Regions from separate parts of the Homo sapiens genome. Here region 1 is linked to region 2. A link is a loop called in an ENCODE intact Hi-C map of the cell type or tissue named here. Cell type or tissue: heart left ventricle. All regions are shown on one strand.

Region 1 (8,000 bases), 230 kb before region 2:
CATACAGAGTCCCCATCTCTACAAAAAATAAAAATAAAAAAATTAGTCGGGCATGGTGGTGGGTGTCTGTAGTCCCAGCTACTCGGGAGGCTGAGGCAGGAGACTTTCTTGAACCTGGGAGGCAGAGGTTGCAATGAGCTGAGATCGCACCACTGCACTCCAGCCTGGGGGACAGAGGAAGACCCTGTCTCAAAAAAGAAAAAAAAAAAAAGGTCTGGTAAGCAAACCAGTGATTACACCCCAGTTGTAATAGCTCAGGACAGTGGGGGGACAGTGGAGGGACTGTAACCCCTGGAGGGGCAGGAAGGGCCTCTTGGGAGGTGAATTCCTCCTCCTGGGCTTGCAGGAATTAAGTCAGGCAAAGACTGGGTTGGAGGGGAGGGAACTGGGGGGCCTTCCAGGCAAGGGGAGAAAAATACTTGGACTCTTCCCCTCTGCTGTCCTAGCCCCAACCTTAGTCCAACCTGGGCCAGCAGCAGAGGTCTAAGGACCAGCCCTGCCCCCTCCATAGAGGCTTGCCACCAGTCCTTGGGGCCCTCTCTGGAGAAATGCCCCTCTCCTCACCAGCAAAGAGCACCATCCTCCAAATGCCTGTGTGGAAAACGGGTCTCAAGTGACCTCTCAATGGAGAGCCCTAGAAAATCATTAGTGTTCCCCCTGTAAAAACAGGGGCTTAATTCTACGGGCAAATATCTCAGGCAAAAGCTCAGACCAGTAGACTCGTCTCTGGTGCAAAGGAGGAAGATGAGTCAGCCAGGGTCCCGGGAACCCTGACTCCATGATCCTGCCAGACCACAGGGCCCCCACTTAAGGCTTGGAGGGGGCTGAGATGAAAATGATCTACTGTTTCTCTTAGGAAGCCCTAGGGAAGTCCAGTTTGGTGTCAAGTTGAAGATTTCTATGCATTCCCACGGCACCAACTGTGATGGTGAAATGCCACATTTCAGCCCCAATCATTCAGCCAGATTGGATTGCAATTAGTACCTGAGGCAGGAGCCCAATGCCCTCTGAGGTGCCTGGGTGAATTTCAACTTCTGTGCTGCTCCTTTTGTGAAACAATGCAAGAGATTCTGGAAGAAAGACAAAGGGTTGGGGGATGTGCTTGTCCAATGTCCTTCAGCACAGCCCACAGGACAGCCTTCAGACGTGTCCTGAGGCTTGTGTGCCCAATCACACATGCAAGGAATTAGGGGCCTGCCTTAGGGCTTGATTCCAGGACATTTACTCCCCATGGGGAGATCACTTACAAAGCTGCACTGTGGCCCCAGAGGTTCCCCTGGGCTAGTCTTAGAGAGAATTAAAGTCAGAAACCACCCAGCCTCCCCAAAACACTTAACTACCACCTCCAAATTAGCACCGTCCTTGGCTGGTAATCAAATTCTAGGAGATAGTTCCTGATCTTCCCAGTTTTCAGGTGGGTTAACTGAGGACCGGCTTGCCCACACCACTTAGGCTAGATAGAACAAGTAATTAAAGCCCAGAAATAGCTGGCTGAGATCCAGCCTGTTTAATGTAATAATGCTGAGAAATGTCAAACGTGGTTTTGTTCCAATAGGAGTGGAAGGGATGAAGAGAGACAGGAAGAAAGCACTCTATGTAGTTTCTGGAGTTGGCTGTAGAAGGACGAAAGGACTCCTCAGGGGCTGCGGAAAGGAAGCCATCTATGTGCTGGGCGGTGACTGAGCTGTGCATGGAACCCTGCGCAAGGGGCTTGGAGGGGCAGAAAGGAGGAGGCCTGGACTCCAAAAAACAAAAACAGAAACCAGGGATAAGAATAAGGGTGAAACAGAACTGGGTTTCTATCCTGCTGCCTCTTCCTAGCTGTGCGACTTCGTGCATATTATTTATCCCCTCAATGTTTTCGTGCTTTGTAGGAGCCAAGGGAAAGCTTTCCCACCACCCTCTGAAACTTCACTGAAAATAAACTGACGATATGTAGATAAAAGGCAGATAAACTTATTTAACGTGCATAAGCTCATGGGAATCACAGGAGAATGGTCACTCCATAACCCAGTGAGGTCCAGAGGCTTATATACCCTTCTACATAGGGGAAGGGGAAATGCGGGCCATATGGCCATTTTGAAGAGTAGGCAGTGATTTTTCGGGGAAATGAATGAGCCCAGTGCTCAGATAATGGTTAGTAAATCATTCTCTTTGGGAATTGAATGGAACCAAAGAACGAACACTGGTTTGGGACAAAATTTGTCTGGGATCTAGGTGTGGTGTTTTTTGTTTGTTTGTTTTGAGATGGAATCTTGCTCTGTCGCCCAGGCTGGAGTGCAGTGGCACAATCTCGGCTCACTGCAACATCTGCCTCGCGGGTTCAAGCGATTCTCCTGTCTCAGCCTCCTGAGTAGCTGGGATTACAGGCGCACACCACCACGCTGGCTAATTTTTGTATTTTTGGTAGAGACGGGGTCTCACCACGTTGGTCAGGCTGGTCTTGAACTCCTGACCTCGTGATCCACCCGCCTCGGCCTCCCAAAGTGCTGGGATTACAGGCGTGAGCCACCGCGCCCGGCACAGGTGTGGTGTTTAATTTTCAGTCTCTTCCTCTGTGATATGAATTTTAATCTTCTATGGTTAATAAAACTTCAGGGAAGGAATCAAAAGCAATTGTGTTCCTCTTTGGGGTCTGGCTTCTAGGGAGATAAGAGAATTCCAGAGAATAGTCTCATCCTGTGCTTTGAGAAAGATGGATGATTGAGAGGCAGGAGTTGGGGTGGGGGAAGTCAGAGGTACCTTGAGTCTGCTTCTTTAGTTCAGCATGTCAAAAGGCCATATTATGGGGTATCGTTTTCTGAGCCCCAACACCTTCATCTGTAAAATGGGAATAATTTTAACCTAGCTCATTGGATAACCTTGTTCACAAGGATTGAAGGAGATAACGCGTATAACACCTTTAGCATAGCGCCAGGCATATGGAAAGGGGTTGTTGATAGCTCTTGGCCTTCTGGAGCCCGTTTCCCCTCTGTAAATTGGGGGTTATTTATGGTCCTTACGGGCCTGCCGAGAGGCTACCATGAATTGTGGTTATAAAGGGCCTGGCTATGAAATAGATGCTCAATAAATGTTTCCTGCCCTTGAGAAGCTCCCCATCCATTTGGAGAGACCAGAAGCACACCCTTGGAGGATCTGACACTGGAGACTCGCACATAAACCACCAGGAACAGTGCTCTTCCAACAGTTGCTGCTTTTAAGTCTCTTGTAGGTTGGGGGAGGCTGAGGGTCCTTAGAGTTACGACTGGGAGCAGGGTTTTGATGGAGGTGAGAAGCTTTGTCCGAGATGATGGTCGAGGTGCCATGCATGTGGGCAGAGGGCAGCAAAATTGTCCATTGAAGCACTGATCGCTGAAGCTGGAGTGTGAGGAAAGGGAAGGCCTGTTAGCCCAGAGCTGTGGAAGGATTAGCCTCCTTTCTCCTGTGCAGGTTTCATTTAGCAGCCCTTAAGAACAGTGCAGTGTCCATCCACTTCTCTTTGGACAGAACCCCGTGCCATCCGCCAATAGGTGCTTAATAAAGGCGGTGTAGAGGGATTCTGGGAAGGAGGAAGAATCTGGTTCGGCCTTTGTCTGCATGGCCTTGCATCTTCCTGTTGCCGCCACCAGAGGGTGCAGTTGCCCAGCAGAACCCAGCCCGATCCCCACGCCCTCCTCTCCTATGCAGGCAGCTCGCAGCTCTGCATCTTGTGGGCTAAGGAAGCAGGTCCCACAGGCACGTGTCCCCTCCTTCTCAGACTGGAAGAAAGTTGGGGTGAGAGGCTCAGGCTGGGGCAGTCCTGCACTGTGCGGGAAGCCAGGCAGGGTAGGGCGGCCGAGGAAGTTCAGAGGATGGGAAGAGCAGAACCGTATCTGTCTCTCTGTGTTGTGTTTGCCTCTGCCTTGCTGGGTGGTATCAAAAAACTCTCCTATTCTTGATTTAGGTTCCATCTTCTATAAACCACACCCCTCCTCAACAAAAACCAAGATTCTTGCTTTCTCTCATGTAACTTTCATTTTTTTCAGGATGTAAAACCCATTAAGGATCTTGGGTGATAGAGTATGGGACAGGCTAGAATGCTATTTGATGGCAAGAGCAAAAGGTCAATAATTTTTCAGCCTGGCTGCTGCTTCTTATGGAATCTTCTTCCCTTTGGGTTATGGACCCCTTAGCCAGCGCCAGCTTCCCCTCCACCATCAGCATATCCCTCCTGCCAGGCCAGAACAACTTGCCCCATTGAAGATCCCAAACTACTAGTGGTCTAGCCTTGGCCATCCTGGTGTGGTGACCAACAGGCAAGAGCCCAGTGACCCTGCATCCGGGGTGTTTGGGGTGCCAGAGAGAAGCAGAGGAGGAGCTGGAATTGGCAATGGACCCTAGGTTCCTTGCCAGAGCTCTTGCCCCACAGCAGGCCCTGAGAAACAGGATATTTAATGAAATCCTGTCTCCCAGTCCTTCAATGCCCAAGTCACTGTTCCCGTGGAAAGACACTGATGTTTGTACAGATGTGCATCTCTGTTGCTGCGTGGCAGCATTTTTATCTCCTGTCTCTGCAGAGCCCCTTCCCTGGGACTGAGGAGCCACAGAAGGCTTTGGGATCTGTGGATCCTTGCCATGAGCCGAGACCTCCCAGAGCTCCAGCACAATGACGGGAAGGCCAGGCTGCTATTCCAGGCCAGCCCTGGGTGCCACAAAGCAGACAGTGGGCTCAGGGAACATAGTCAGCATTTCCGTTGCATTTGCCACCACCACAGGCTTTCCAGTGGCGTGCAGCAGTCGCTACTCTTTCCACAGGTACCAGGGAGTGTGTTCATCCAGTGACTGGCTTGGGACCAACCTGGGGTGGGGCTTTGATTTCTGAACCTTTTCTCCATGAGACCCCAAGAAGCCCCTGCCTTGACCACAGCTTGCCTCTGTGGTGGGTGGGACCCCTTGCTAGTGGAGGATGGGAGCTCCTTTGTGAGTCCTTCTCTTCATTTTAAAGGGACAGAGTCGGCAGTCCCTCTTGCTGCTGGGACAGTGGGATATTGTCAGTCAATGAAGTAGTCCTAAGTGTAGTAATTTTTAGTGTTGTGAGAATGGTGATTTGCAACAGGAAACAAGAACTAGCTCCCAGCCTAAAGGGTGATGTGGGAAAAGAAGGTAAACGAATCTGCCCCATCACACATGGTGTTACGCAAAAACAGGATGTGGGAGCTGCACAGATCTGAGTTCAAATCCTGATTCTGTTACTTACTTACTTACTAGCTGGGTAACTAACCAGGGTGCTTTAGTTTCCTTGACTGTAAATGAGGTAATTGTGAGAATTAAAGAAGATTAAATCTGTATAGTAGCTGGCATATGCTAGACATTCAATAAAAGTTAGTTTCCTTCACTTCCATTATCCATGTTTCTAGATTTTTCTTCTGAGTCCTTTTTTTCTGGACATTGGAAGCTCCCCACAGATACAGAAGTTTTTCCCTATTAGGCAGTAGGCTTCCTGGGGGCAGGGTTCTGTCTCTTCCATTAGTGTAGGATCTGGTTAAGGACAAGGCTGTGTTTGGCTGTGTTCCCTACTCAGCCTGGGGCCTCCATGAGATTAGGAACTGTGCCTTGCCCATCAGCCTGGGAACTCCCTGCAGGCTGGGGCTCTGTTCCTCCATCAGATCCCCCATGTTCAGGGCCCTTAGGCAGTAAGCTTGGTCACAGCATGAGACTATCAATGGTTGGAACAAAGGCACCCAGTTAGGTTTAGGTTTGAGAATCAACCAAGGAGACCAAGGAGGTTCTGAAGGTATTTTTTATTTATTTATTCCTATTTATTTTTCGGTTTTTTTAGAGACAAGGTCTTGCTCTGTCACCCAGGCTGGAGTGCAGCGGCACCATCATAGCTCACTGCAGCCTTGAACTCCTGGGCTCAGGCGGTTCTCCCACCTTAGCCTCCTAAGTAGCTGAGACTACAGGCACACACCACCTTGCCTGGCTAATTTTTTTTTTTTTTTTTGTAGAGACAGCTGGGTTGGGAAGTCTCACTATGTTGCCTAGGCTGGTCTCGAACTCCTGGGCTCAAGTGATCCTCTGGCCTTTCAGCCCCAAAAGTGCTGGAATTACAGGCATGAGCCACCAAACCCAACCTGAAGGTATTTTTCTAAGGTCAAGTATGCCCCCCGACCTTGGGTCCTAGTTGGTAGAAAGCATTTCCGAAGTGGAGACATCTGGATGGCAGATGTGAAGTTGGCTGGGATGGGCGAAGGTCTGGAAGGCTTCAGATTCCAGGCCCCATGACTCACTCCTCCATCACAGCAACCCCTCAGCAGCTGGGCCTCCTGAGCCCTGGGCAGGACAGGGTTAGTGGGCCAGGCCCAGGTGGGCAGTGGTCCTTTGCCTTGGACACTGTATGGTCTGAAAGGATCCCGGCAGGACTGATCACTTTTGAAACTGCTTTCTGAAAGCTCCAAGCTTCCTTCTGAGTGGAGCTTAAGATATAATATTAAGCAGGTCATTCTAGGACTGTATGAGAGCAGAATGTGGCATCTCTTTCTGTTTTAGCTTGCAGGGTACTTCTAGGCGGTTGGTGCTCTCTCCTGGGCCTGGTGGATGGAAGGGAGCAGGCAGGGAGGGGTGGGGCAGGCCCTGCCTACAGAGCCTGTCAGTAGGGAACCAGTGAGTCACCAGAAGTCCAATACCTCAGTCCAGATCCTGGATGCTGTTGGATCACGGGATCTGTCTGAGCATCAGTTTCCTTTTCTGAAAAGTAGGGATGATAACAGCCTAGGACGGTGGGTGAATCAGTGAGGTAATGCACAGGAACACGCATAGTAAATAGTTTTTGCCAGAGTGGGTGGTTATGAGTATTTAGAGTGGCCTGAGCCTCCCAATTGAAATATCCTGGCCTTTTGTCAAGTCCTAAGAGAGGATGTGTGGGGGAAGCTACAGACTAATGAAGAGGTGACCGGATCGTCAGAGGGTGCAGACATGCTTAGCAAGCTGGTGGTGCGACTCAGGGCTAGCTGCCCCTGGTCACGCTCCCCCTGTGCATCCGCGGCAGCAGGAAACATTTGTCCTCAGGAAACAGCCCCTCGAAGAGCGTCCGGACGCCGGGACCCAGCCTGGATGGCAGAGGGGGCGTTAACTCGTCCCACAGGTGCCACTGACCCAACACGATTTTTTTTCTGGTGTATCTTTCTGGGAGATGTATCTTTCTGGGAGATGTTGGAACTGGGCCCAGAGAAAAGCATACGAGACCACAATCCCCAAGACACTGCTTGGTGGGGTACCCCACATGTCTGCTTCAAGTGCCACAGGTACAGCAAGGAAAGCCTGCAGGATCCCTCCACATCAGAGGTAAGGAAGAACCCAGAATCTGGAATTGGATGCCAGGAGCTTGAGTTCTGGGCCTGATATGACCACCTGGGGGCCCTTTGGCTAACACCCCACTTCTCTGAGCCTCAGTTTTCTCATCAGCAAAATGAGGGCATGGATCCCTATTTCAGTGTGTTATTGTAGGGGTAGAATGAGGTAACATGTGAAAGACCTGCGAAGGCAGAATGCTGTGGCCCTGACAAGCAGAAGCTTTGCAGGCAGGCAGATCTGGTTGGGATCCGATTCTCTTTGGACCGTAAATTCCTGGCCAGAAGTGGTGGCTCACACTTGTAATCCCAACACTTTGTGAGGCCAAGGCAGGAGAATCACATCAGCCAAAGAGTTTGAGATCAGCCTGGGCAACATAGCAAGACCCCCGTCTCTACAAGAAATTTAAAAAATTAGCCAGGCATGGTAGTGTGTCCCTGTAGCCCTAACTACTCAGGAGGCTGGAGTGGGAAGATCTCTTGAGTCCCAGAGGTTGAGGCTGCGGTGAGCCATGCTAGCACCACTGCACTCCAGCCTGGGTGACAGAGCAAGACTGTGTCTCAAAAAAGAAAGAAAGAAGAAAGGAAAGAAGGAGGGAGGGAGGGAGGAAGAAAGGAAGGAAGGAAGGCAGGCAGGCAGGCAGGCAGGCATCCTCGGCCCTGGCACAGGGTCTGGCTCATTGTAGATGGTCA
Region 2 (8,000 bases):
ATGGCAGGTTAGCTCTCCCATTATTATTTTCAAGATGGTCATTCCAGGAGGCATCTGCTACAGACATGCTTTAGTTCTCACCATAGGTTCTACTGAATAATCAGAATGCATATTCCTCACTTAAATATTGTTTTCATCTGAATGATCCCCAAGATCCTAAGCACATCCCCCAGTGCTGAGAGGAGGAGGCGCGGGCAGAATTTCAGTATTTGTTCTGAGCAACTCTGATGAGAAACTCCCCTCTCCTGCGGCTAAGGTGCTTTCCTGACTGGGAAGATAAGATGATGACTATCCATGAAAGTCTCCTTTCCCTTCTCTGAAACCCCGTGCCCCTCAGAGCGGGCTAAGCAAGGGACTGCCATACCCAGGCTGCCAGAGAATGTAGGCTGAAAGAGGAGGCTAGCTTGACTCAAGACCTTGCTTTGGGCTGTTTTGATACCAGCTGGGTTCCCTACTCTGTTCTTTCTGTTTGCTCCAGATGCCCTCCAGAATCACAATCCAAACTCCTGCCTTAGGGAGTCTTCCAAAAACCCCTTGTCCCTGGAACCCACTGTTAACTCTTTGTGTTCTCCTTCTCTTTCAGTTCACGGCTCAGTGCTGTCCCTGGCCTCCAGTGCCTCCTCCACCTACTCCTCAGTAAGAGCATTAACTTCTCTTCCCCTCTCATCCCCTCCCCTCTACCATCCCATGCTCCCTAGAACCTCCTTGGAGTTGGGTAACTGGGCGGGGGATGGGGGCACTGCTGGCTCTTCACTGTACCCATTGGGGTGGGAATGGGGGAGGCACCTAGAGCTTGTAGCATTCACTTGGGTGCCTCAGGTCCTCAGTGGTCTTTCTGGCCCCACCACCAGCTCCTGAGCAACTCTGGTGATTTTTGTTCCCCTCCTTTGAAAAATGGAGAATCCCCATGTTAGCAAGCCCTTTCTGTGCCATGGTAGATGGGAAGCTTTTATGAAGGTGAGATGAATAGATTTCTAGGACCCGGACTCCAGAACCCTAGAAGTGACCAAGTGTTTATTGTGGGGCACCAGCCACAGCATTTGGCTATTAGGCATTTCTTGATTTGTAGATTTGTTTTGCTCCTAATTCTTTACTCCAAGTTGCTGGCAATAACCGTTAGTTCTCAAACCAACCAAAGTCTCATTTCCTAGCCTTTTTGGCAATGACAAAGTTTGCTGGAGATGAGCTCCAAAGAAATCTTTTATTGAAACCCTAGTATAGATCTGAGCCGAGTCCTGTGAGGAGCCAGGGCCAGGAAACAAGAGTTTCAGCCTCTCTGCACCTCTGAGTCATGCTTCTTCACATTTCCTACCCTGCCACTGGGACCTGACTTCTTCACCTCCATAGTAACTACTTCCTTTCTCTCTCTTTCTCTCCTTCTGTGCTCCCTTCTTCAGGCTGAGGAGAGGATGCAATCTGAGGTAGGGTGGAAAGCCTTTGTCTCTGCTTGTTAACATCACTGCACCTCATTTTCCTTCCAAATCTTATACAGCTTCTGCAGCCAGTAGTTTGTATTTCTCTTCCTTTTACAGCAAATCCGGAAGCTTCGTAGGGAACTGGAATCATCCCAGGAAAAAGTGGCCACCTTGACGTCTCAGCTTTCTGCCAATGTGAGTGCCATGAAGTACGGAAAGATCAAGGCAGTTATTTTGACTATCGTTAGACAAGTTCAGCCAAGGGAGGAAAACTACCTGGTAAGGTATCCCCTGGACTGAGACGTCAAGGGCATGCGTCTTCTTCACAGCTCTATGATAGAAGACGAGGGGATTGTTCTTCCCCTTCTCTGAGCCTCAACTTTTATGAAGAACCATTTTGCTTCTACTCTAATTAATAGGTATGGATGAGTTCATGTCTGATGGGCTGAGCTCCCTAGAGAAAGAGAAGAAGATTGATTACCAGTGGTTCTGCATGGAGGCAGAAACAACCTTGCCATTGGCCATGGACAAAAGCAGTTATGGATTATAATTATAGGGCTCTTAGAGCCTTTCCACTGCCCTGGGGGGTGTTCATGTCTTTGTTCATGCCACGTAACTGTGCAGGCACATGATTGGTCATTAGAATTCTGTCTAGTGACCACGACACTACTGAGAAACCTAACTCCCATTCTGGTCTGACTCCTTCATTCCCAACTGCCTTTTCTGAGCAGTCTCCTTGGGCAGATGGTAGAAACAATCTGAAATTCAGGTTGAGAGCTAGAATTCTTTGTTTCTACTCTCAGTACCTCCATTTAGAACGAGTCTATTTCTTTAGACCTTAGTTTTTCTACCCTGTGACATGGGGAGAAATGAAGCCACCTCCTCTAACCAGGCTGTGGTACTTTCTCCCCTGTGACTGAGTTGCAAACAGAGAACATAAGAGCCATTTTCCCCCAAAGCTGTAAACAACAGCTGAGCCGGATCTGCAGGAGCTTTCCAAGTGTTTGCACAAAAGTAACCATGTCTGCAATTTCCGCAGTAGTTTCTGGTTTTCTCTCTGCCCTTCCTCTCTGGGGAACCCAGCTGTCAGGCCTGGGGTCTATCCGTCGGAATTAGGTAGAAGAATCTCCACCAAGATTCTGAATGTTTCCAACACATTTCAGCAGCAGTTCCCTCACCACACTAGTTATTCTCTCGATTCTCTTTTCCCAAACCCTCAATTCATAAGTTGTACCAGTTTGTTTGAAGCTCATGTTAAGCACTTTTTCCCACTCTTGGGGGACCCATAAGAATTGTAACATAAACAAGAACCATCTTTTCTCTCCCTTGTGCCACACCCACCAAAGCAAATGGCCTGGGTCACGTCCTGCACACCCCAGGAAATTCATGTCTGGGAGATGCTGGGGGGGAGAGGCGCCAGGGAGGCAGAGAACATTATTATGTCTGATTCATTTACACTGCAATCTGTCAGCCACCATGCTGTCAAGGCTGGGCTGAAGCCAAGAAATTGAATTTAGAGGGTGATTTTTCTTAGAACAGGAAGTTCCATTTGGCTAAGAGAGAACAAACTAAACACCCAGACACGGTGGGTTCTGCATCTTAAAGGCAGATTTTTGCCGAGGGTCAGAACCCTGCCCTCAAGCAGGAGATGGGATGCTGGGACTCTAGGAAGGTTCCACAGCTCTCTTCAGGATTCCGTGACTCCAAACCAAACTTTTGTCATGTTCCATGGAACTTCCTAGCCACTAAAGCTGAGGGCACACCCTAGATGTAGGGGCCCAGACCACTTTACCCCTCTCAAATGCTAGCCTTTCTGCAGCACCACTGCTTAGCCCTGAGGTCTTACAGGTACCCTAGTCTGGGGTTGGGATTAAGGGAAGGGTCAATGTAGGGAGAGGAAGTGTAGGGGAGAGCGGGGAGAAAGCCCAGCCAGAGCAAAAGGGTTCCCCTGGATGGGGAAAGGCAGCACAGAAGAGCATACAGGGGTTCTTGGGGCCTCTCATGAGTAGTCTTCCAGGGACTACAAGGAGTCTACAAGCAGACATGCAGGATGTAGAGAAGCAAACCAGAGAAGACCTGAGGTCAAGAAGACAGATGTTGCCTGCACAGTGGGTGAAAGGAAACTGCTCAGGTTGTGACATATTATAATCTCCTCAGAGCCCAGGCCTTGACAGATTTATAGTAAAAGTGCAAGAGGAGGCTCTAACTGGACTAAAGGGATTGCCTCCAGCCCTGGTCCTATGAAGTAGGCTCCAGACATGCGGAGCAGTGGATGAAAACTAGAGTTGACCCAACAGGGAGGGAGAATTGTAAGCCAGTAGGAGCCATGAGAGTGCCGTCGATTTCCTAGAGCTCTGCATGAAGGAGCTGCGCAGAGTATGCCCACTTCTTGCTAGGGTCACCAACTTGCTCAGATAGTCTCACGATGGCTATTTCTCCATCCCCAAGTGCTCCCCTTTCTAGCCCCCGGCCTCATTCCCTTTACCTTGCCTATACATCTTGCAGCCAGTTGGCCAGCTAGAGGTCAAACTATGCCAAACCAAGTGGCCTTAGCTCCTCCACTGAGCACCTTTCCGAACTAGCCTGCCTCTTATCCAGAGAGCCCTTTGGTATCCTTCACTCCTCATGAAACAGACCTGACACCTAGTGGCCAAACGGTGGAATGCCTCTGCAGTTTCCTTCCAGCCTTGCAAACCTGGAGAATCCGGGAACAAGGAGCAGCTGCAAAGCAAGAAAGGGTGAAGCAGTGGAGTAGCAGAGGAGGAAGAAACGCACCAAATAGTTTCTGCCAGGAGATTATTTGGTCCCTTGGGGGCCGGCCCACTCCACAATGCAGGAGTTAAACCAAAATAATAGGAACGACCCCAGAGGCTATGGCCCGCCTACCAAGTTGGCCACACCAAATATCACATAGAGCAGAGGGATAGTCCTACCTCTGGTAGTTGATAGGTTTTAGATCTCAAGTCTCCAGGAGCCTCTGGAAACCTGCCCTACCCTCAACCTGGCTTCATTATTCAAGAAGCTGGTTCCCACCAGAAAATTTCTTTGATTTCCCCTTTGTCTGCTCAGGAAAATCAATATTTTTTTAACCACCAAGAGGTTTGCTGGCATTGGTCAGCTCCGAGATACAGGAAATCAGTTAAAACTATTTCCCATTGTCAGTTATTGCCTTTCCCCCAGCCTTATGCAACTTAGCAATCTCTTTCTGTGTTTGTTTCAGGCTAATCTGGTGGCTGCTTTTGAGCAGAGCCTGGTGAATATGACATCCCGCCTGCGACACCTGGCAGAGACGGCCGAGGAGAAGGTGAGAGGCCTGGGAAAGGGTGGGAGGGGTGGGTGCGGCGAGGGGGTTCTCCTGGACAGAGAGGCCGAAGCTGACCATCTGTTCTTGCTCATGAATGCCAGTTTCTCCCCACCTCACTGTCACCCTGGATTCTCAATCTGCCCCCCAATACAGTGTGAGCATATTCCTTATCCCAATTCCTTGCCCTTCTCTATCAAGTTTTGCAGAATTCCAATGCCTCGCCCATTGCCTGACACATCATAAGGGCTCAGGGCTCCTGCTAATCCCAACTAATGACGCTGTTTTCTTTTTTTGAGATGGAGTTTCGTTCTTGTCACCCAGGCTGGAGTGCACTGGCGCGATCTTGGCTAACTGCAAACTCTGCCTCCCAGGTTCAAGCGATTCTCCTGCTTCAGCCTCCCAAGTAGCTGGGATTACAGGTGCCCGCCACCACGCCCAGCTAATTTTTGTATTTTTAATGGAGACCAGGTGGCCAGGCTGGTCTTGAACTCCTGACCTCAGGTGATCCGCCCACCTCGGCCTCCCAAAGTGCTGGGATTATAGGTGTGAGCCACCGTGCCCAGCCAACGCTATTTTCATTTCTCTCTTAGGACACTGAGCTGCTGGATTTGCGAGAAACCATAGACTTTCTGAAGAAAAAGAACTCTGAGGCCCAGGCAGTCATTCAGGGAGCCCTTAATGCCTCAGAAACCACACCCAAAGGTAGGACATCCAGCCACAGATTGAGAGGGAACAGGGAGCAGGAAAGTAAGAGTATTACAGATTTTTATCTGGGCCCATAGTATTCCAAGTCCTATATCAAGTCTCTAGAAGGTGAGGGCCTTTAGATACCCTTTAGTGTGATGTCTGGACTGGTCAGTGAGGAGTACCAGGGGCATGACCCCAGCTTCCTAGGGCATGAAGGCAAGTAGAGGAGACCTGTAAGCCCCAGGGGTCCTCTCCTTAACCTTTACCTCACGGCCAAAGAGCCATCAAAGACCATCGTTAAAATAGCCCTTTACATTTTTATGCAAATGTGTTGTGTGTCCACACACACACAAACAATCTTATTTGATCCTCACTTTAGTTCTCCAACTACTCTTCCAATGAAACAACCAAAGCTCACATAGGTTATATGGTGCTGAAATGGCAAGTTAGCCTGGACGTTTAGTAACCAGTCAAGCTTTGCTACAGAAGTCAAGATGGATGGGAGTCTGATGCCACAAAATCTGTGATCTCTAACTCCAGTCAGGTCTTCAAGATACCTTGGCAGTCCTCTTACTTGTCCACAGTCAGTTTTCTTTTTTATTCCACTACCAGTGATTCCCAGCTTTCATTGCTTTTTTCAAGCTCCTCATTCCACCACTGATTTGCCTTACTCTGAACATAGCTTTGGCGCCCCCCTTAGTTAAGAAAATGAACATTTTCAAGAGAGAACTCCATTGACTTTTCCCCACTCCATGCGTTTATATTCATCCAATACTTATTTATTTGTCTCCATTTTGTTGGAAGGATTCATCCCTTCTGGCCAAGAGTGACCGCTTATCTAATGTTTTGGGATGCCCTCTTTAGCAACCATACAACCCCCCTTTACCCAACACATGCCCTTTTCTACCTCTCTAATCTCTTATGCTCTATTCATTCCTTCCCTGCTTATAAACCTGCCAAAGGCTCTTGTATGTTAAAGGGGAAAGATGTATCAATCTATGTTCTAACTATAATCTTATTTCTTTGCTTCCTCCAGTCGATCCTACATTTCCACCTCCCTTTCACACCTAACCCCACTATAATTATGCTTCTGTCACCATCATTCTACCAAAAACACTTTCACTGCAGTCACCAGTGACTCCCATTTTTCCAAAATCCAACTTACAATTTTTAGTACTTATTTTCCTTTTTTTTTTTTTTTTTGAGTCGGAGTCTCACTCTGTTGCCCAGGCTGGAGTGCAGTGGCGTGATCTCAGCTTACCACAGCCTCCGCCTCCCAGGTTCAAGCAATTCTCCTGCCTCAGCCTCCTAAGTAGCTGGGACTACAGGCGCATGCCACCATGCCTGGCTAATTTTTGTATTTTTAGTAGAGATGGGGTTTCACCATGTTAGCAAAGTGTTTTTAAGACTCATCCATGTTGTGTCATGTATCCACACTTCATTCCTTTTTGTGGCTGAATAATATTCCATTGTGTGGATATACCACAGTTTGTTTAGCTGTTCATCAGTTGATAGGTAGGCATTGAGTTGTTTTCACTTTTTGCCTATTATGAATAATGCTGCCATAAACATTCATGTACAAGTTTGTGTGTGGACATATGTTTTTTGTTCTCTGGGGTATATACCTAGAAGTGGAATTGCTGGGTCATATGGTAACTCTATGTTTGACTTTTTGAGGAATTGGCAAGCTGTTTTCCAGAGCAGCTACACCATTTTACATTCCTGTCAGCAGCATATGAGGGTGCCGATATCTCCACATTCTTTGTTTTTGTTTTTTTGAGATGGAGTCTCACTCTGTTGGCCAGGCTGGAGTGCAATGGTGCAATCTTGGCTCACTGCAACCTCCGCCTCCCAGGTTCAAGTAATTCTCCTGCCTCAGCCTCCTGAGAAGCTGGGATTACAGGTGCCCGCCACCACACCCAGCTAATTATTTGTTTGCATTTTTAGTAGAGACAGGGTTTCACCATGTTGGCCAGGCTAGTCTCGAACTCCTGACCTGCAGTGATCCGCCCACCTCGGCGTCCCAAAGTGCTGGGATTACAGGCGTGAGCCACACACCCAGCCCTTATAGCTCCACATTCTTGCTAACACTTACTGACCTCTTTTTTGTAATAGCTAGCTTAGTGGGTGTGAGGTGGTATCTCGTTGTGGTTTTGATTTTCATATTCTTAATGGCTAATACCAAGCATCTTTTCATGTGCTTATTTGCTATTTGTATGTCTTTATGGAGAAATGTGTATTCAAATCCTTGGCCCACTTTTAAAATCAGGTTATTTGTCTTTTGTTGTTGAGCTTTAAGAGTTTTTTAATAATTCTGAATATTAGACCCTTATCAGACACATGATTTGAAAAATAGTTTCTCTCATTGTATGGGTTGCTGTTTTGCTTTCTTGAAAATATTCTTTGAAGAACAAAAGTTTTCCATTTTCATGAGGCATCATTTATCTAGTTTTTTCCTTTGGCTACTTGTGCTTTAGGTGCTGTATCTAAGAAATTATTGCCTAATCCAGGGTCATGAAGACTTACTCCTGGAATTCCTTCTAAATTTTTTTTTAGTTTTAGGTCTTTGTTCCATTTTTAGTAAATTTTTGTAC

What was found. Peaks named below come from ENCODE experiments on the same cell type or tissue, not always from the same donor. Only the 100,000 strongest peaks of a DNase experiment are listed, where the experiment ranks them.
Region 1: a loop joins it to region 2, with 6 times the contacts of the local background. A loop is called at or near these places in 100 of 110 quality-filtered maps.

The regions. Positions count from the first base shown.
Region 1 is chr1:201,556,227-201,564,226 of GRCh38, forward strand. The region is part of intron 1 of NAV1 (neuron navigator 1); the gene reads left to right. Among named protein-coding and RNA genes, the nearest start is that of NAV1, 21 kb to the left of the region's middle. In heart left ventricle, a CTCF peak has its summit at 3,594 (motif pointing right); a DNase peak (open chromatin) is centred at 3,645; H3K4me3 peaks cover 537 bases; H3K27ac peaks cover 1,619 bases.
Region 2 is chr1:201,789,157-201,797,156 of GRCh38, forward strand. It overlaps NAV1 (neuron navigator 1), which reads left to right. Exons shown (of 34, transcript NM_001389617.1): 15 at 584-636; 16 at 1,398-1,421; 17 at 1,533-1,610; 18 at 4,636-4,719; 19 at 5,310-5,421. All of the region lies in intron 2 of IPO9-AS1 (IPO9 antisense RNA 1), which reads right to left. Among named protein-coding and RNA genes, the nearest start is that of MIR1231, 15 kb to the right of the region's middle. In heart left ventricle, CTCF peaks have their summits at 4,071 (motif pointing left) and 6,085; DNase peaks (open chromatin) are centred at 2,805 and 4,075; H3K27ac peaks cover 5,027 bases.